Linked DNA regions of Homo sapiens: region 2 is linked to region 1. Evidence: chromatin loops called from intact Hi-C (ENCODE). Cell type or tissue: GM12878. All regions are shown on one strand. Each heading gives the region's core, and the rest is flanking DNA. Links, peaks and the distances in the headings are about the cores only.

The links. Peaks named below come from ENCODE experiments on the same cell type or tissue, not always from the same donor. Only the 100,000 strongest peaks of a DNase experiment are listed, where the experiment ranks them.
Region 2: it touches region 1 in a loop (2.3-fold over the local background); 2 of 110 quality-filtered maps call a loop at or near these places.

What each region holds. Positions count from the first base shown.
Region 1 is chr11:33,356,655-33,367,029 of GRCh38, forward strand. HIPK3 (homeodomain interacting protein kinase 3) reads left to right here. Exons shown (of 17, transcript NM_005734.5): 17 at 1-369. Among named protein-coding and RNA genes, the nearest start is that of KIAA1549L, 14 kb to the right of the region's middle. In GM12878, for the core only: a CTCF peak has its summit at 5,885 (motif pointing right); a DNase peak (open chromatin) is centred at 5,938.
Region 2 is chr11:33,472,549-33,482,923 of GRCh38, forward strand. All of the region lies in intron 1 of KIAA1549L (KIAA1549 like), which reads left to right. Among named protein-coding and RNA genes, the nearest start is that of KIAA1549L, 100 kb to the left of the region's middle. RefSeq lists an enhancer at 5,598-5,887. In GM12878, for the core only: no CTCF peak of the experiment used is centred there; a DNase peak (open chromatin) is centred at 5,593.

The sequences.
Region 1 (10,375 bases), core at 922-8,921:
TGAATCCAATGATACAGATTTGATTACTAAGTTTGAACTGTTAATTGTTTAACAATTTTAGACTTGTGGCTTTCTTTCTTTGGTTTATTTGTTTTTGCTTTTACTCCTATGCTACACTAGTTTGCCATGTAGCAATTGCACTGTGCAATATTACAATAAGGACTGGGAAAATTTTATGGATGTAATGTCTATTACGGTTTGCGATAGTATTTCTCTCTAGTTCTCAGTGATTTAAATGTGACCAAGCCTTCTGTACTTTGTCACAAAAAGCGGGTTTTCCAGGTGACTATTTTGGTGAGTGTCAAAATAAGAATTTATGGTGTATTACTGTCGATTCACTTTGAATTAAAATATATATATTGCAGCAAACAGCTTGTTGACTTTTTTTCCACCCCAATACTCCTTACAGGGTAGGGAAGGGAGAGGTTAACAATATTGAGTATCTATTAATAACTTACATCATCTTATTTAACTCTCAAAGCCACCTTGTGAGATAGGTATTATTATCTTTGTTACACAAATGAGGGCATAGCTGCAGAATGTTTAGGGAACTTGCACAAAGTCACATTGTCAATGAGTTGGAATCTGAGATACACACCAGGATATCAAACCATAACTAATCTACTTTCTATCAGTTCTTTTAAAACCGAAGTCTGAGGCAGTGTACCCGGACTACCTGCAACCATAAGATGACCCTGTCCCATTTTCCTTCAATATTAAGTTTCCGCAAATATTTTTTGAGAGAAATAATTTCTGTTCAATATGTGTGGATGAATAGGGAATTCACATGTATCTTTAATACTTAAAACATATGACTTCGAAAGAATGTGATTGTAGTAGGCCAGCTTACATCCTAAAATACCAACACCTCATAATTCAAGGATCTAACTTTCAAGGAACCTCAGTTGGAAAGTTTCTAGGGGAGCACTCCCCCAGAACACAATAGTGAGAATACGTATTTTCAATTTCTGCCTTCCCCTATCAATGTTTAATTGAAGTATAACATATATGCATTCTTTGGCATCTGGCTATTTTTTGTTAAACATTTATAAGATACATCCATGTTGTGTGTAGTTCATTTATACTCATTGCTGTATAGTAATCCTTTGTGTGTATACAGAACTATTTTGTTGATGGACATTTGACATCTGAATAGTTTCTACCTCCTGGCTATTATGAATAGGGCTGCCATGAATGTTTTGTCCATATCTCTTGGTGAACATATGCATGCATTTCCTTTGGGTATATATGTAGACGTGCATTACTAGGACATAGGGTGTATACAGATACTGCCAAACACTATTCCAAAGTAGTTAATGTACACTTATTAGCAATGTATGAGAGTTCTAGTTGCTTTATGTCCTCACTAACACATTATTTTTTGTTTCTTTTGTTTTAGTCATTCTTTTGAGGGTGAGTTTTTCAAAATAACATGAACATTTTCATTTAGGTCAAAGCACTGATCGTACATAGAGATGAAATTCAGATTTTGCAATTTACTTGAAAGTAAATTAGCCTCTTGAAAAAAATACTAAGAAGCATTCAGCTATTTAAATAGATCTAGGAATATAAATTTTTTTTCTCTGAAACAGGGTAATAGGATGAAAAAAGGGCTTTGAGCAACACATTTAAACCATTCAGCCAGTAACTACCCAGCACAGTGCCTGGCATATAGTGGGTACATCATGAGTCATTTAAAAAACCTTGAAGCATCTACTATGTTTCAAGCACTATACACGGGGCATGTACCAATGGACAAAACAGAGGTCCTTTTGCTCTTATGGATTTAACCTTTTTCCAGGGGAGAAGACTAAAGTAAGATTCAGGTAGGGTAAGTAAAGAAGACGGTACGGGGATAGGGTGACTGGAGAGGTCATGTCAGGGAATGCCTCAGTGAGGTGACACTTGAGCTGTGACAAGGAGAATGCTGGTCAGGCATGCAAAGAAAGAATATCTGGCAGACGGAGCAGCAAGTTAAGCTTTTAATATGAGCAAAATAGGAAGTGGCCATTATGGCCAGAGCATAGTGTTTGAGTGGGTGGCAAGAGATAGAAAATGCAACTGTAAGAGTGGGCATGCAGGCTTTTTGCCAAAGATTGGAGTGTAGATTTAATTCCATATATTGTAGGAGGCCATGGGATGATTTTAAGCAGGCAAACAGTATGACCTAACTTAAAGATCAGTCTGGCTGTTGAATGAAGAATAGATTGCAGGGCCAGGGTGGGAGTCGGAAGACCAGGTAGGAGGTTGCTGAAGTAGTCTAGGTGAGAGGGATGAATAACAATATTTTGTTAAGAGGTTTGTATTAGCAATATAGTCTCCCAGTCTGTGACTTACCCTTTTAGTTTCTTAACAGGGCGTTAGGAAGAGCGAAAGTTTTGGATTTTGTTCAAGTCCATCTTATCAATGTTTTCTTTCATGGTTTGTGCTTTTTGTGTCCTAAGACATTTTTGCCTATCACTAAGTTTCAAATACTTTCTCCTTTGTTTTCTTCTAGGAGTTTTATAGTTTTAGCTTTTATTAAGTCAGTTGTCCGTTTCATGTTAATTTTTGTGTCAAATTTTTACTTAATGGTAATTGAGAAACTACACTTAACACCTAATTAGAAGTGTGGTTATTTGAAGTAGAAAAGTCAGATGTTAATGTTTCATATTACCCCATTGTAAATATAATACATGGTTACAATATGCTTGGCTAATTCAGAAAAATAGATTTTTTAAAACATAAAAATGTATGTTTTCAGATAGTTAATGTACATGTAAGCAACTTCAGATACAGATATTTGCTACTTCAATCTATAGCATTGAATTTATAGGCATTTTGCATGTTTTACAAACTGCACAAACATTTGAATGCCAAAATGCAAAATTCAAAAGTGATCAGATTTATTCTAATAGTTGCTTGTTTCTTCAGTGACTGGAGAATCCAAAGAACTCAACTTTTTTTCTCATGTAGAATTTCTATACTTCTATTTTTTTATTAAAAAATACAAACAAGAAAAAGAGAGTAGTACAGTGAATACACACATAACCTTCACCTAGATTCATCAGCTGACATTGGCCTCATTAGCTTTGTATGTTTATGTGTAGTTTTTATTTTATTTAATTAATTAATTATTTTGAGATGGAGTCTTGCTCTGTCGCCCAGGGTGGAATGCAGTGGCACCATTTCGGCTCACTGCAACCTCCACCTCCCAGGTTCAAGCAATTCTCCTGCCTCGGCCTCCCAAGTAGCTGGGACTACAGGTGCGTGCCACCACACCAGGTAATTTTTTTGTTTTTAGTAGAGATGGGGTTTCACCATGTTGGCCAGGCTGGTCTTGAACTCTTGACCTCAAATGATCCACCTGCCTCAGCCTCCCAAAGTGCTGGGATTACAGGCATGAGCCACCGCGCCCAGCTTGTTTATGTGTAGTTTTTAAATTGAGCCATTTCTGGTTAATCATACTTTGCTCCAAAATACTTAAGCATGCATCTGTAAGAATAATGACGTTTTCAACTAACCATGAGACCTTATAACATCTAGCAAAGTTAACAATTCTCTAACATTTATCTAGTTTTCAGTCCATAGTCAAATTAGACATAGTCAAATAGACATAGTCAAGAATGTCTTGAAACAAGTAGCTATTTTCCCCCTACTCCACCAGCCAATTAAGATTTACCCATTGCCCTTGGCTATGGCATGTCTCTGACTACTTTTAATTCAGAACAGTCCCCCATCCATCCCCCATCTTTTTTTTTTTTTTTTTTTTTGAGATGGAGTCTCACTCTGACACCCAGGCTGGAGTGCAGTGGTGTGATCTCAGCTCACTGCAACCTCCGCCTTCTGGGTTCAAGCAATTCTCCTGCCTCAGCCTCCAGAGTTGCTTGGATTACAGGCCCCCATCACCATGCCCAGCTAATTTTTTTATTTTTAGTAGAGATGGGGTTTCACCATGTTGGCCAGGCTGGTCTTGAACTCCTGACCTCAAATGATCCACCCACCTCGGCTTCCCAAAGTGCTGGGATTACAGGCATGAGCCACAAGTTCAGGCTAGAATATTGTACATTCTGGATTTGTCTGATTGTTCATTTGTCCTAATTGGCTCATCTCTATTTTCTGTAAAGTAGAGGCTGGTTCTAATGCCTTAATTCGGTGTTCATGTGCAAAGGTAATTATAGGAGTTGCGTCATTGTGTCACGTCAGGTTGTTCACTATCAGGGATGACAGTTAAAGAGTGATGACTGGCAAATCTCTCCACTGTCATTGGTGGGGTGATACTTTGAAAGTATCAATAACATTTTACTCGGTGTTTTTAGCATCCATTAATGATTGCTGTCTGAATCTATTACACTGGGGATTGCAAAAATAGTGATTTTCAACTCTATGATTCCTTCTCTTAAATACATTCATGACCTGGCATCTTTCTGTAAAAACAGGCTTTCTCCCTGTACACAAGCTCTCTCGCTCTCTGTTTTTCTGTCATCACTATGGGTTCATGGATTTTGCTTTATTCAGTAGGTTAAAGTGACCAATTATCTTCAAGACCCCTGAATCTTTTTGACATCACCACATTTGTCTGAATGTTCCCTTGCTTTCTGGCCCAAAAGAATGTCTTGGGCTCACCTTGTACCTTTTCTGCCTCAGATCTGAAATCAGCCATTTCAACAAAAAGCCCAGGTTTCAAAGAACTCAGAGTAATTTTTACAGGTCAGGCACAAAACTAATCCCTTTGTCTTGTACTACTTCCCAGTCATGGATGTCATGGGTGTTTAATCGTGGTGTCATGATTCGTTTTTGCTCTTCTCTTAGTTTAGCTTTAATCCCATGTCTCCATTACTTAAGGGTATGTCTGATTCCTATTTTTGCAGAGATGTGGCTTGCCCAGCAACTACTGCACACTCCATGGATCTTACTGATCTTGAGTCCCTCTTAGCCTAGCACACTGATTGCAGATGGTAATTCCGAAGGCAGGATGAACAGGGAGATGAATGAGTGACTATTTTAGAGGGCATGCTTGGGAGAAGTAATGTAGTAAATGCAGCATTTACTACTCTTTCTCTAGTATTTAGCACTTGTGCCCAGTGAATGTTGAATCAATGTGGGCCCTAGGGTTTGAGGACATTATTTAGAAAATCTTGGTAATATTTGTATTCTCAATGATGATGATGAACTTGAACCAGGTGCTGAGGTGAGAGCAGGAACTGTGCTGCAGCATCGCCACAGTTCCCTTATCCCTTGTTTCATCACTTTCATTATATTTCTTGCCTTGCCCACCTGCTCTTTGCACTAACTGTAAGCTCTAAAGACAAAGGCCATTTTAATCCTGCAGACTCTGTTTCTTTGACATTTGCTATGTACCTGGCCACAGTCAGCACTAAAACATTTGTTAAATAGATGAATGAAATCAATAAACATCTGTTGAATGCAATTTAGGAGGCCCATATTTCATTATCTGCTTTGCTGCTACTATAGGTAGTATGATTTTGAGCAAGTTTGGGCTTCAGTGTACTCATTGGCAAATTGAGAGAGCCTGGGGTTGCAAACTTAAAAGCAGCAAGGGCTGGGCAGATGCCATAAGTAGATGAAGCAGACTGAGTGGGGACTGGCCGAGTGGAGAGTCAAAGCCCCACCCAAAGTAATCAGGAAACACAAGTAGGATGGCAGACCAAATGTGCACCAATGTCTACTTTTTGGAGAAAACACAGAAATATGCATGTCAGATATTGGCAACTAATTCAAAAGTTTTTTAAAAAAATTATTTTAGACATGGTGTATACCAAACACAAGTTGTCTTCAGGCCAGAGCTGGTCTGTGGGTAGGCAGTTTGCAAGATTAGTTATTTTGAGTTTATTTTCAGTTTGACGTTTAGTAATGCCGTTCAATATAGTATTGCTATGTTGTATTATGGCCAGCAGGGGGGGAAGTTTCCTAATAAATTTTTTTTTAAGTTTGGTCTCATAATAACTTTAAAGAAAATAGCAAAGCAGAAATATGAGCAGTGTAGGCTATGTCGGAGTGTCTAATTTTGTAATTTTTATTGTTAGAGACGATGTTTCTGTCTCTCTGTCACTTAGGTTGGAGGGCAGTGGCATAATCATAGCTCACTGTAGCCTCAAACTCATGGGCTCAAGTGATCCTCCCACTTCGGCCTCCCAAATTGCTGGGATTACAGGCATAAGCCACCACACTTGGCTCAGTTTTTCTTTTTCTTTCTTTCTTTCTTTTTCTTTCTTTCTTTCTCTCTCTCTCTCTCTTTCCTTCCTTCCTTTCTTTCTTTCTTTCTTTCTTTCTTTCTTTCTTTCTTTCTTTTTCTTTCTTTCTTTCTTTCTTTCTTTCTTTCTTTCTTTCTTTCTTTCTTTCTTTCGTCTTCCTTCCTTCCTTCCTTTCCTTTTTTTCTTTTTTCTTTTTTCTTTGAGACGGAATCTCGCTCTGTCGCCCAGGCTGGAGTGCAGTGGTGTGATCTCGGCTCACTGCAACCTCCGCCTCCTGGGTTCATGCCATTCTCCTGCCTCAGCCTCCCGAGTAGCTGGGACTACAGGCGCCCGCCACCACGCCCGGCTAATTTTTTTGTATTTTTAGTAGAGACGGGGTTTCACCGTGTTAGCCAGGGTGGTCTCGATCTCCTGACCTCTTGATCCGCCCGTCTCAGCCTCCCAAAGTGCTGGGATTACAGGCGTGAGCCACAGTGCCCGGCCGGCTCTGTTTCTAATTTTTATATATTTTGAAAAAGTGAGAAAGGATTTCAACCGTCCATGAATTCTTAAATTACTACTTAGACTGACTGGTTTATCAAGGAATCAAAGGAAGACATCCATTCATCCATTCGTTTCTCTGCTGTCAGGTAGACCTGCGATGTAGTACGAAAACGTGTAGATCATTTTATCTCCAGCAAAGGAAATAAAACTTAGAGGATTTGGCAGCTGGAAGTGGAAGGAAAAGATAAGAGGAAAAGAGTAACAGACATTCAACACCTACATTGTACCAGAGCCTTTTATGTGGCTTATTCTCACAACAACCCCTTCTTGTGACAAATCCTTCTTTATTTTTTTTATTTTGCAGAAAAAGAAAAGGCTTAGAGAAGCTCAGTAGTTTACTTAAGATAACACAGAAAGAGGCCGGGCGATGTGTCTCATGCCTGTAATCCTAGCACTGCAATTTGGGAAGCCGAGGCAGGTGGATCACCTGAGGTCAGGAGTTCGAGACCAGCTTGACCAACATGGTGAAACTTCGTCCCTACTAAAAAACACAAAAAATCAGCTGGGCATAGTGGCACGTGCCTGTAATCCCAGCTACTTGGGAGGCTGAGGCAGGAGAATCACTTGAACCTGGGAGGTGGAGGTTGCAGTAAGCCGAGATCGTGCCACTGCACTCCAGCCTGAGCGACAGAGTGAGACTCCAAACAAAACAAAACAAAGCAAATCAAAACAAAACAAAGATAACACAGAAAGAAGCAATGGTGAAATTCCAGTCCCTGTTTGACTCTACAGCTGTGAAAGTCCCACCTAATTACATTCTCTAAAATGCAGTGCTGGCAAATGTTCACCAACTAGCTGGGTGGGTAAGGGGGTATTCATATGTATTTATATAAATTTGTTATAAATTACATGAATATAAAGAATGGTAGCACATAATTTATAAATGATAATAAAGTATACAACAGTCTTTATTATAAATTCCATATGGCCAACTGGTTCTCATAGAATGCTTTTGTTGAGTTTTACCAGACATATAAGTATACTTATAAGTATAGACTTAAGTAAAACCTTAAGTTGGCTGTAGACATACTAAGAGTATATAGATAGACATATAGTATAGTATAGTATAGTATAGTATAGTATAGTATAGTACAGTATATCTATTTATATACTTACAGCCAGCCTAAGGTTATAATTCTTCCAACTTAAGGTTATAATTCTACCATGATTTGACAAAATCAGGCTATGAATAAATGCTTGATTACTACCTGATTTAGCCAAGAAGTTGCTCATGGTATTGATCAACAAGTATACTTTTGATGTCAGTGTTTGTTATTGTTTTCTTTTACATTTAAGACCAAAAGGAAACAACAAAGACGTATGTTAGAACTTCACTTGTTCAACAATGACATGAGTGAATTCTTTGCTCTATCTGACGATAATTTTCAAATACTGGAAGAATACGCTTTCCCTTTTTTCCCCATATTTTGTTTGTTATTAACAATGTACAACCATAGGTAAGATAAACATTTAAATATAGTCCACATTAACATTTTCTCCATAACTTTCTCAAGTCTAGATGATCAACAAAACAATAAGTCAAGCCCTGATTTGTAGTGTTTGCCAATTTTCATGGTGTAAATGCTCCCACCAAGAACAATTTCAAGCTATCTGCACAATGTCGCTGAACACAGAGCTGGAAAGAGATTTGCACCATTTAACATAGATAAGATAGACATAAATAACTTCAAGAGCACAGATAATAGTAAAATTATTCAAAGGTGATATGTTTTGAGTATAACTCATCCTTACTTTGGACAGCAGTGTGTGGCCATAAAAATGACTATAGAAGCTCAGACTATGTGATCTTTATCAATGGGAAAAATTACAATTGTTCCATGACCTTTAACATTATTTTTTTGTTAAAGCATTGCTAAGTCTCTTACTGTTGGTTGTAAATGTATAGGGAAATGAAAAAATAGAAAAGCTAATATTTATATAGCATACCAATTAAAAACATGAGAAGCATTGAGAGTTAAGCGTTTTATTTCTTTGCAAAAAAATGTATCAGTAGTTTAAATGGTGTTTGCATTCTTCTTATCATATAACTTAGGATTCACCTTTTTTATACCTTGGCAAATTGTCATACTCCTTTGCAAGTTTGGATCAGCTTCCAACATTTTATCCTCTGTGCTCTGAATGTCGTGAAATATCTCTGAGAATTTCTCTAATGTGAATCTTTTTCAGCATCACTTCCTCTCTGGGCTATCTTCATTCTTTTTGTCAGAGCCACTTTGCTCATTTATGTTGATAAGTTTGCTTTCCCTGAGTTCCTCTGGCTGCACCTGTACAGACTCTAGAACAGCAGTGTGTCAACATTCCTACAATGAGCTATTTCCTCTACAATTCCACTTACATTTATGTCAAATTTTACTTCCAGCATTGTCACTTTTTATTTCTTTGCTGCACCCTCATCTTTGTTGGTCAACTGCCTCTTTTGATTCTATCCATTTTTGTCAAATGTCATGTGGGTTCGTCACTGGAGGACAAGAAGGTAAAACAACCACACAATTTGCTGTCTGCAAGAACTGAATGACGGATGAGCAGTGCTCCATCACTGACAGTCTTTGAAAGAAGAGATGCGATTGGTCACTGATCATGAAGCACATCTATTGCCTACAAAGTGATTTGTGGACCAAAGAGCTAGCAATGAAGTTTGTACTTTATGCAATCACTCACAGCTAATATACTGTGGTGACTAAAATTTGAACTGCGTTGTTGGCAGACTGGTATTATTTAACTAAATGGTGATAACCAAAATTCGTGTATCCTGGATCCATGTAAAGTGAGGATTGCCCTGTATTTACCTTTGCTTTTAACATAATTTAATTGTAACTTTATGTAATTGAATTTTTAATGATGACTGTGTTTAACAACGGCTTCATAAAATTCCTGTAAATTTAACAATTGGCTCTCACAAGCTGGCACAAGCGAGATTTAGCACAGCACTGCAGAACCTCATGAAGCATCTGGTATTTCCCATTTATGTTAAGCAAGGGGGCTGTGGCTTGTTTAAGTTCCCAGGAAGAATGGCATAGCCAGAGCTATCATTTCAAGGCTCATATTCTTTAAACTCCCCTGATAACTGCATTCAAATAATCTAAAGGGTTACAATAAGCCTATAACCTTATTCTATATCTTCTTGGTATCCATCAAGACGATATATTTGAAAATTTAATAACTTTTAAAAAGTGAAACATTTGTTTGAGCTCTTCTCTTTCCTTCCCAGCCTTATTTCTTTCATTAATAGCTGACAGAATCTGATTGTCAGCTTTCAATAGGTTATACTGCAGTAACAATGATCCCCAAAATCTTAGTACCCCAAACCAGCACAGGCTTATCTTTTTCCCTTGTTACATGTTGCTCCCAGATTGGTGGCAGCTCTGCTTCTGTCTGCAGGTCACATATGCTCCATGGGCCTTCTTTATTTTAGGATTCTGACTGAAAGAGTAAAAAATATTGGACATGCTTTCTTATTGGAAGAGGGAAAAGATGCAGAGTTGAATCTTGAAATGGTTCTTAAAGCTTATGAATGAAACTGGCACATTGTCATCTCTGTCACATGCCATTAGCCAAAAGAATTTGCATGCCCTAGTCTAATATAAGTGGGGAGGAAAGAATCATCAGGGAAGAAGGGC
Region 2 (10,375 bases), core at 1,021-9,020, 120 kb after region 1:
GGAGTGTTCTAATACTAAGCGAGAAAGTCATTTGGGAAGACAGCCAGGACTTTCTGTTACAGAGGCTCCTGTCTCTGTTCAGGAGCCCAAGAACAGAGAAGGATCTCAGACTGGAGAAGTCAGTAGGTATAGCCTGAAATAGTTGCTGACTGCATGTCAAAAATTTCTTTCAGGTCTCATTTTTTATCTTAAAATTGTGCACATTCTGCACCACAGTCCGTATTATATCCATGTTTCTCATGCTGCAAAATCTAATAAGTAAAATCAGTACTTTGGAGAGATTCACCTTACTAGTTGCTGCAGCTTCCCTCATTTCCTACCATGCTTCTACTTACCTCCAGGCTGTTTCCAGTTTGAGAAACAGGGCTTTCTCTGGACTTGGTGCTCCAGCTTCCAATGTGTGACCAGGAACATGAGTAGGGGCTGCTTTGAAGGCAGCCACCCTGTAGTGACCAAACCCAGAGCCCAGTGCAGGGTCTCAAATAGGGTCACAAGAAACATTTGTTGGAAGAGTGAAAGAACAAATAAATCAAATTGTGTCTGTACTTCAGACTTGGATGGCTGTGGCTGTAGTGTCTGTTTGGGGCTTTTCTGATGCTTGTTCATGTTAATCCATCAAATAGTTATTGAATGGCTATTAGGGTACCCCCAAAATCAGGGATTTGGGGAAATTAAAGATGAATAACCATAGTCCCTACCTTCAAAGAGCTTCCGTCTAGTGGGAAAGGAGGAGGCAAGTGGAAATTTTAATGTAGAGTATTAAGTACTGTAGGGTCAAACCCAGGTGCTGAAGAAGCACCTAGGAGGGGCATCTGACCCAATCTTGGGCGAACAGGGGATACTTCCTGGAGGAGGTGATGTCCAAGACAAGTCTTAGAGGTTGCATAGGAGTTGTCAGGACATTGAAAGGAGGAAGAGAGAAAGACACGCGTGAAGGCTCATTGGTGAGAGGAACTATCAGCAGTTTAAAGTGGCCTAATTATAGTTACCTTCTCAAAGGCCCTGTCTTATAATCTCATTCCTTTGCCAAGCAGCCTACTATAGTGTCCTTTGCCTAAAGACTGTGTTCTCCGCTTCCGAGCATGGCATTCAAAGGCTCTCCACCATTTGGTCTCATATGCACGTTCCCTTCGAGTCATATTAGATTAGTCCCCATTCCCTGACCATTTTCCTCATTCTCCCCTCTTGGCTAATTTTATATCCTTTATCTAGAATAACCTTTCCTATCTTCTCCACTGGTCAAATCCTACTCCCTTCTGGGAAGTCCTAAGATGCTGTATTTTAAAAACAGATTAAAAAAAATCTGTTTTTGTGTTACTATAAAGGGATACCTGAGGTGGAATAATTTATAAGGAAAAGAGGTTTGATTGGCTCTTGGTTCTGCGGGCTGTACAAGCATGGCTCCAGCATCTGCTTCTGGTGAGGGCCTCAAGAAGCCTTCTATCATGGAGGAAGGGAAAGTGCACCAGCATCTCACATGGAAAGAGTAGGAGCAAGAGAGAGAGGGAGAAGGTGGCAGGCTCTTTAAACAACCAGCTGTCTCCTGCACTCAGAGCTAGAATTCACTCATTACCATATGGAGGGCACCAAGCCATTCATGAGTGATCCTCTGCCATGACCAAAACACCTCCCACCAGGCCCCACCTCCAACATCGAAAATTACATTTCAACATGAGATTTACAGGGGACAAACACCCAAACTATATCAGATGTCATCTGGCTTGTGAAGCCTTAAATTTGCCCTGAATTGGACTTACTTTGCCCCACCTCCGTGATTCCAGAGCTCATATCTTTCATTATGCAGCATTGATCACATTCAGTCGTACACTTTAGTTATATAACCTTTCCCTTGCTCGTTGCTCTTCTGTGAGCAACTTGAGGGCAGGGATGCAAGGCCAATTCATCTTTAAGTTCCACAGAGCTCTTTCTCTCGCTGTCTTAGAATCACATGTGTGACAATGCCTGACAATATGCGATTCTAAGAGACTGAGAGAAAGAGCACCCACTTTAGACTCAAGCCTGGGTTCAACTCTCTATCCTGGCACTAATGCTATGCCTTGGGGAAGCCCTTTAACTGCCCCTTGGGCTCCTAACTTCCTCATTTGTAAAAGAGAGATAATGATAATAGCCACTTTGGGAAGTGGGTTGGAGGATTAAATGAAATGGCATCAGCAAAGAGTACTGCATAGAAACTGGCACCCAGTAGGTACCCAATAAACACCTGCCAAACGAAATGGCTGCAGCCTAATTGCTGCTCAGTTTATTTTGGTTCTGCTTTTTCCAGGCGAGGGCCTGTCATCTTCATAAACACTCCAGCGTGAGGAATGGTGGAGGAATTCTAATTATTTGGTGTTATAGACTTTTTTTGTTAATTAAGGAGGGCTGCAATATTTTAAACTCACACGGGAATATCCAAGGGAATTGAAAGCCTTGCAGAATATGTATCTTCAGGGAATATGGTGTTGAGAACTCTGGGTGTGTGGGTTTGCTGGTTGCTGCTGCGGAGCTGTGAACATTTAAAGCAGCGAGTGTGCAAAAGAGGGAGCTTCTCATTCTCCTGCAATGACTTTCTGAGCAGAGGGGGCCAGAGCTGTATATGCCCCTAACACCCAATTCCTCACCTCGTCTTTTCTTTCTTATGGAGCCCTGATTCATAGAAGCTGGAGGTAGTTTTGCCTCTTCTGGTACTGTGGCTGCTAGTGTATGGATGCATATTTATTCATTTTTTACTTAGCCTTGTTCTAGAAAAGAATTTGCAGTGGTGAGCTTGTAAATATAGCCTGTTTCTTCTCCGTTTAATGGCTCTTAAACAAAAGTGCATATCAGATTTGACTAATGAACTTTTCAAAAAATATGTTTTTGGCCAGGCATAGTGGCTCACGTCTATAATCCCAGGGCTTTGGAAATCTGAGGTGGGAGGATCGTTTGAGCCCAGGAGTTCGAGGTTATAGTAAGCTATAATCATGCCAGTGTACTCCAGTCAGGTGACAGAGTGAGATCCTGTCTCTTTAAAAAAAAAAAAGGCCAGGTGCAGCGGCTCATGCCTGTAATCCCAGCACCTTAGGAGGCAGAGGCAGGAGGATCACTTGAGCCCAGGAGTTTGACACCATTCTGGGCAATATAGCAAGACCCTCATCTCGCTCTCTCAAAAAAAAAAAAAAATTAGCTAGACGTGGTGCACATCTATGGTCCCAGCTGCTCAGAAGGCTGAGGCAGGAGGATCACTTGAGCTCAGGAGATCAAGGCTGCAGTGAACTGTGATTGTGCCACTGTACTTCAGCCTGGGTGACAGAGTGAGACTGAGACTCCATCTCAAAAATTAAAACAAACAAAAATATAGTCTCTCTCCCGCCTGCCCCCCACCCAACTCCCCCCAGGTTGGGATTCATTAAATCTGGGGTGGGCCTGGTCACATTAGTATCCTTCAGTAAACCCTCACATGTGCCCATCCCTGCTTGAGAAGCTTGGCTGTAGATCACACACATGATCTTTTAAAACCTGGAAACTCCACACAACTGGTCTGGGCAATAGCCCGTGGGAGAGACGGCAAGTTTGAATGCTTCTCAGGAAATCTATTACTGTGCTGAAATTGGCAAACTGCCAAGGCAGCTTTGAAGGGAACAAGAATCTGCAGTTTTGTTGAAAGACAAGTTTACTCTGTAATCAGGGACTTGGCTAATGAGTGCATAGGCCATGCTGATTAGGGAATAAGACATCGAGATGAATGAATGGGGGTGTGTGCTCATTGGCGAAGCTCACCTCCATCTCTCTCTGTGGTCAGCCCAGAGGCTGGTGCCAGATGTTGAACTAGAGAAGCCTCAAGCTTATAAGCCACGGGTCAAATTCAAAGAGGTTATCCAAGAAGAGGAGGAACTAGTAGATGCTAGACGCCCAGAATCCAGAGCAGTTTTGATACAGCAGTCTTTAAACAACAAAGGTCAGATAGTGTCACCATTTTGCTTAAAACTCTTCAAAGGATTCCCATTGTACTTAAAGTCTGAACTCCATACAGTAGCCTACTGGCACCTACCTGTCCTGGCCTCTCTCACCTCTCTTCGTAGCTCCTACACTTCAGCTGCTATCCCTGGAATTCTCAAGCTCACCATTCTTTCAGAACCTTGCAGTTCCTTCTTCCAAGCGCATTGCCCCCAACCTCCCAGCTCCTGCTCATCATTCAGGTCTCAGCTCAGTTGTCCCCTTAGAGGGGCACAAAAATGTGCACCCTATTACAAATAAACTCTCCTAACGTCACACTGAAACACGTTACCCTGTCTTATCTTTGCTTTTTCACAAAACCTATTCCTACTTGAACATCTCTCGTTTATTTACTAATGTCTATTGTATGTCTCTTTCATTAGAATGTAGGCTTTGTGCGTTTTGTTTGGTTCTGTATCTCTGGCACCTGTAAGAGTATTAGGCACAGTTGGGAGTTCAACAAATAAGTGATTGAGTGAATGAATGAATCAAGCCAGTAAACTGGAGCCTAGAGGGCTGACCCCCAGACTGAAGTTCTGGCAACTCATGGTCAGTGCTTGATCAGGCCAAAGGCAGTAACACTTCAGTATCTATGCAAGAAGGTTGTTATTCAGTAGTAGCAGAGCTGTGTCAGTTAAGAATAGAGCTAAGTCAGCCTGCTTCTCCAGAGGAGTCTCCCTGGAGCCTTCTTGGTGTGGCCTGAGCCCGAGGAGGAGGAGGTGTTTCTACCTGGGTAGAATGCCCCCCACCACTTTTGGAACACTGGGTGGGGAGCTGAGAAGTCTGTCTCTGATACTTCAGAAAAAGTGAACGCTTAACAAGATGTAGAAATCCAGTGAGGTATGACTCACAGAAATGTTCTCTCTGACCTTCTGCCCAATGGGATGGAACACAATAAATTTCAAGATGTAAGATATTTAATGTAGGGTTTTTAGAAAGGCACTGTGATGAATAATCTGTGGTGGAGTGCCACGCAGGTGCACGCACACACACACAAACACACACACACACACACACACGACACTACCCCCCTTTGCATGTGGTTCTCTTCGGTTAACTCTTGCTCACTTTTCCAGCCTTGTTAAGGTGCCATTTGCTTTGGGAATCACTGGGTGCTGGTCAAAGTGCTCATATTGGGTGATCTCTTTAGATGGCTTTGTCTGAGCACATCCTCCCCTCTTGGGATTGTCAGTTACTTGCTCCCACCCTCACTTCCTAGAACTGTGAGCTCCTCGAAGGACTGTATAATTTGTCTTTATGTTTCTGTCACCCAGCACAGTGTCTGATCTACCATGGTGCTTAATAAATGTCTGCTGAATGCACAGATGCATACACACACACACACACACACCACTGTGGGAAACCACTTACGTTTTGTCCAAGTTCATAGACCCAAGGAACAGCCCCAGAGGCACAGAGCACCTGCTGTACTAAAATAGGTGGAGACCTGTGAACTACAGGTAAGACAAGAGGTCCAGCTACATTTAGACAGAAGGCTTATGGTCCAGCCAGAGGGGGTGTTGGCTTGTCACATAAAAGGGAAAGGCTTGAGTGTTTCTCTGATATTTACTTCCCCTACAGTAAAAGGGCAGGACAGGGGAACCAACCTAGCGACATTAAAATCATTGTCTTCTGTGGTATGCAGATTCACCTGACCTTGAACTCACTGATGACATGGTATCGATTGCACCACCACCTGCAGTCCTGCAGCAGCAGCTGCCAGCAGAAGCCATGCTAACAGAACTCACAGAGGCAAGTTTTGTTCTAGCCTGACAAGCATGCCTGGCTTTGCAAGCCCCCCAGACGGGCAAAGGTTTCTGCAAAGCTATGTCTTGCAGGGATTGCAGTTTTGTCTTGGGGAAAACACAGATTGGCCTGAACCCGTTGGGGGAGGAACAGAGCGAAAGAGGTTTTTTCAAGCTCTGCAGAGCTGTTATAACCACATGGAGCGGATTTCAGAGCTGATGGGCTCCGCCTGCAGAAGGCTGCATAGCAACAAGGGAGGAGTTCTCCATTTCTGTCCTTTTAAAGAGCTGGTCACAGATAGGAATAGCATTTTTTTCCATCTGATTTTTATGTTGTCCTTCATGTAAACAGTAAGCCATGATTTTGCTTTATATGGACAGATAGAGTGGTCACAGTTCAAGCCCTTCACTTGAACTATCTCATTTAATCCTCAAAATATTTCTGAGGAGGTGCTATTATTTTTTTAAATTATTATTATTATGATTTTAGACGGAGTCTTGCTCTGTGGCCAGGCTGGAGCGCAGTGGCACGATCTCGGCTCACTGCAACCTCTGCCTTTCACCATGTTGGCCAGGATGGTCTCGATCTCTTGACCTCGTGATCCACCTGCCTTGGCCTCCCAAAGTGCTGGGATTACAGGTGTCAGCCACCATGCCCAGCCACAGGTGCTATTATTATCCTCATTTTCACAAATGAGGAAGCTCAGACTTGGGCATGTTGCCCCTAAGGTTACTCAGTTAGTAAATGGTAGAGCCAGAATTTGAATCCAAAGGAGATGAAGACATATATGGGATATATACAGATCTGCATATCTTCAGATATTTTTTCACCAGTGCTCATTATGTTTTTATCCTCTTTGCCTTTGTTAGGGTAGACAAGAGGTAAAGCTGAGATCATGGAAGTGGAAGCTTTCTATGGATTTGCTGGACTGAGCTGGGGGTTCCTGGGCTAGGTGCCTTCAGCTGCACTTGTAGCAACAAGGAGAGGCTGAGGCAAGGCCAGAGGGCATTCAAGTGACACTCATGCCACCTGGGAGCTGCCACCTGGCCTTCCTTCATCTGTGATTGGCCAGCGTTAGGAAGAAAAGCCAGAATGTGAAATTTACAAATGGTTTGTCGAGGGAGGGAACTGGGGGACATCCAAGTTAGAAGAGGTTGGCAAAGGGTAAAATGAATAGCCAACCAAAATATAAGGCAACAGTGGGCAGGAGGTCTGGGCTGCACAGATGACAAGCTGGCCCTTGAAGTGGCTGTGCCAAAGAGAAAGGGGAAGAAGTGCCAAGAATGGAAAATCAGTGGGAAATTTAAAAGTTGAATTAGAAAATCTGAAATGAAAGTGGCATCGGAGAATAAGAGAAGGCTTTCTGTTATATTGGAATTAAAGAGACAGAGCTTGTGATTCTCAAACCTTTTCTGTTGTTAAGAGCGTCACCCTAGGTCTGGAAATTGAATTGAGGGGTGCGTTTTTAGCAGAATTGTTGGGAGGGAAAACAGGAGCCAATGCCGGGCACATTTTTGATTGAGAAACAGATTTTAAAAGGGAAGAAAAGAAAGAAGAAAAGGCAGGACTCTCAGGACCAAGCAAGGTAGCAGAAGAGAGGCTCAGAGCTTTCCTTAGGGTCTCCATTTAAAAACTGTGGTATGTTTAACACGCAGAAACTTGTTTTGAAAGACTGAGCTGTAAGAGACAGCCTATTAGCTTGTTTTCCTAAATCAAGTTAAATTTGGCTTCAAGCCTCCATGTATCAGAGTTGGAGGGAGGTTCATATTAATGATTGTGTGTGTGTGTGTGTGTGCACGCGTGCTTAAAATAGCTTTGTTGAGATATAACCCAAATACAATACAGCTCACCCGTTTAAAGTGTGTAATTCAGTGACTTAGTATATTCAAATTACAAGTTCATTTCCACAATCAATTTTAGAACATTTTCCTCTTCCCCAAAAGAAACCCTGTACTCTCCTTTTTCCTCCAACTCTCTCAGCCCCAGGCAACCGCCAATCTCCTTTCTATCTCTGTGGATTTGCCTATTTGATTGGCTTCTTTCACTTAGTATAAGGTTTGCAGGGCTCAGCCGTGCTGTAGCATGTATCAGAACTTCATTCCTTTTTATGGCTGGATAATACTCAATTGTATAGATGGGCTTTACTTTATTTGCTCGTTCATGAGTGAATGGATTCTTTTGGCTGCTAGGAATAATGCCGCTGTGAACACTCGTGTACAAGTTTTTGTGTGGATGGATGTTTTCATTTCTCTTTGGTGTATACTTTTAGAAGTGTAATTCATGGGTTATATGGTAACTGTGTGTTTGGGATGGTGATTTGTATCCCTAAGGTTGTAACAAAGCTACAAGGGGTTACCAGAAATTTTGGGGAAGGATCTCTGGTCTTCAGTCCACATAGACACTGCAAGAAGCTCATCACCCAAGTCCTGGTGGGCCATTTGAAAGTTAGTGGTTTTCCTATTCTCCGTTTGTGCCAGACTCTTTGCAGTCTTTGTGCCAAACTCTGCAGTGAGACTGCCACTGTTTGCCAAGGCTGGGGGCCTTATGGCTTAGTTTCCTAGCAGCCATGTGTCACCCCCATCAGAAGCCCAGCTCCCTCCTAGGACATCACGTGGATGTAGGAGTCAGATTTAGCTGCTGCTTAAGGGACATGATGCCATCTCCACCCTCCGCTAAATCTACCATTAGCAACTCACATTTTTTTCCCATAGAACTGTGTCAACATTGAATTTTACTATTTGTACTTATTTTAGTTTAATGTGTTCAGTGGTAGTTTAAAGTTGCTTTGGCTTGTTTTTCTTTAATGGCTAGGAATAGTGCATTTCTGTATTTTTTTCTCGTTTAGACTTCCTTTGGGCTAAGTGGACCATTCTTCTGTGGCCCACTTAATGAATAGCATCTGGGCTTTTTGTATATATTTATATCAGTTCTTTACATGTGCTACTTTGAGTAGTAAAACTTTCATCAATTATGTTTGTCGTATTTTGATATTACTATTTATTTATTTCTCAAGGCATTGCTCTTTTTTATCTCTTCAGTAGTAAGAATGCTATCTCATTTTCACTTTTGTTAAACTTTTATTTTAGGCTAGTGGTACATGTAGAAGTTTGTTCTATAGGTAAACTGGAAATTTTTCACTTTTAATACAAATTAGATAGTTTTAATGCATAAATTGTTGCCTGGTTTAAAAGTTATTTTGTGTCACCAGGACCTAAAGTGCAATAAATCATTTTTTATTTAAGTTGGCATTTAACAGTAGTTCTCTTTTCCACTTTTGTGTTACTCCTGATATGTCATTTATTACGTTCCTTTAATAGCTTGAATTTTGTTTCTGGAATATATACCAGCCCAGGGATGCTTGCTTTTAATACAGCTCCACGTACGTTCAATAACTGCAGCTTTATAATTTGCAGTCCAGTAGGACAGACCCACCCTCACTTTTTAAAAAAGAAGTCTCTGTTATTCCTTATTCCTCTGAGTAAATTTCACTGTGTGCTTGTCTCACTCTAGAAAGTGTTCCAATAGACCTTAATGATATTGGATTAATTTATAAGTCTACATTGGACATGTTTGCATCTCTACCACCTGAACGAGGATTATGCTCTTAACTGCACCTTTTAAGCCCATGGGCTCATCCCATGTTCCCTGTAATTCTCAGTTCTCCTTCTGCCTCCTCTTTCTCTCAGAGCAAGTTAGAAATTTGCCCTTGGAGCAGAAAGCATCACACTATTCAGGTTTTCCTTATTTCTCTTAACAGAGTTTTATAACTTTCCCTAAGTCATGTGTGTCTTAAGTGAAATGAATATGCAGATATTTAATGTTTTGTATTACTATTTCAAATAGCATTTTTTTCCTGGATTTTTTTTCTTTGTGCTGTCTGGCACTAGTGTAAGCAAAGGTTATTGATTTTTGAGGATTATTTTATACCCTCAATTTTGAGCAAGTCATTCTCTGGTTAATTTTCTTGAATTTTCTAGGACTATAACCACGTCATCTTGAAATACTGACACTTCTATTTTTTTCTTCACAATTTTTATACTTTTTTTTTCTTGAATAGTTATCTGCTGGAATTTCTAGAGCTAGGTTAAATAGAGGTGGTGACAATGGGACATTGTTGTTTTTTCCCCCCAGTGACTATAAAACTGATAAGTATGTTTAACCTTTCCCCCAGGTTAAGACAGAAAATCTGCACCTTTTTTGGGAAAATTAATTAAAAATTAATGCTGAATTTTACTCGGTTCCTTTTGGCACATATTTAACAATTACGTGTATCTAAGAGCTATCTTTGCATATGCTATACTTTTTTTTTTTTTTTTTTGAGACTGAGTCACTCTGTCGCCCAGGCTGGAGTGCGGTGGCATGATCTTGGCCCTCACTGCTGCCTCCACTTTCCAGGTTCCAGTGATTCTCCTGCCTCAGCCTCCTGGGTAGCTGGGATTATAGGCACGTGCCACCATACCTGGCTAATTTGTGTGTTTTTAGTAGAGATGGGGTTTCATCATGTTGGCCAGGCTGGTTTTGAACTCCTGACTTCAAGTTATCCACCCGCCTCACCTCCTAAAGTGCTAGGATTGCAGGTGTGAGCCACAGCACCTGTTGCTATACATTATAAAGTAGTTTTTAAAAAGTTATACTAGATTTATATGACTAAGAC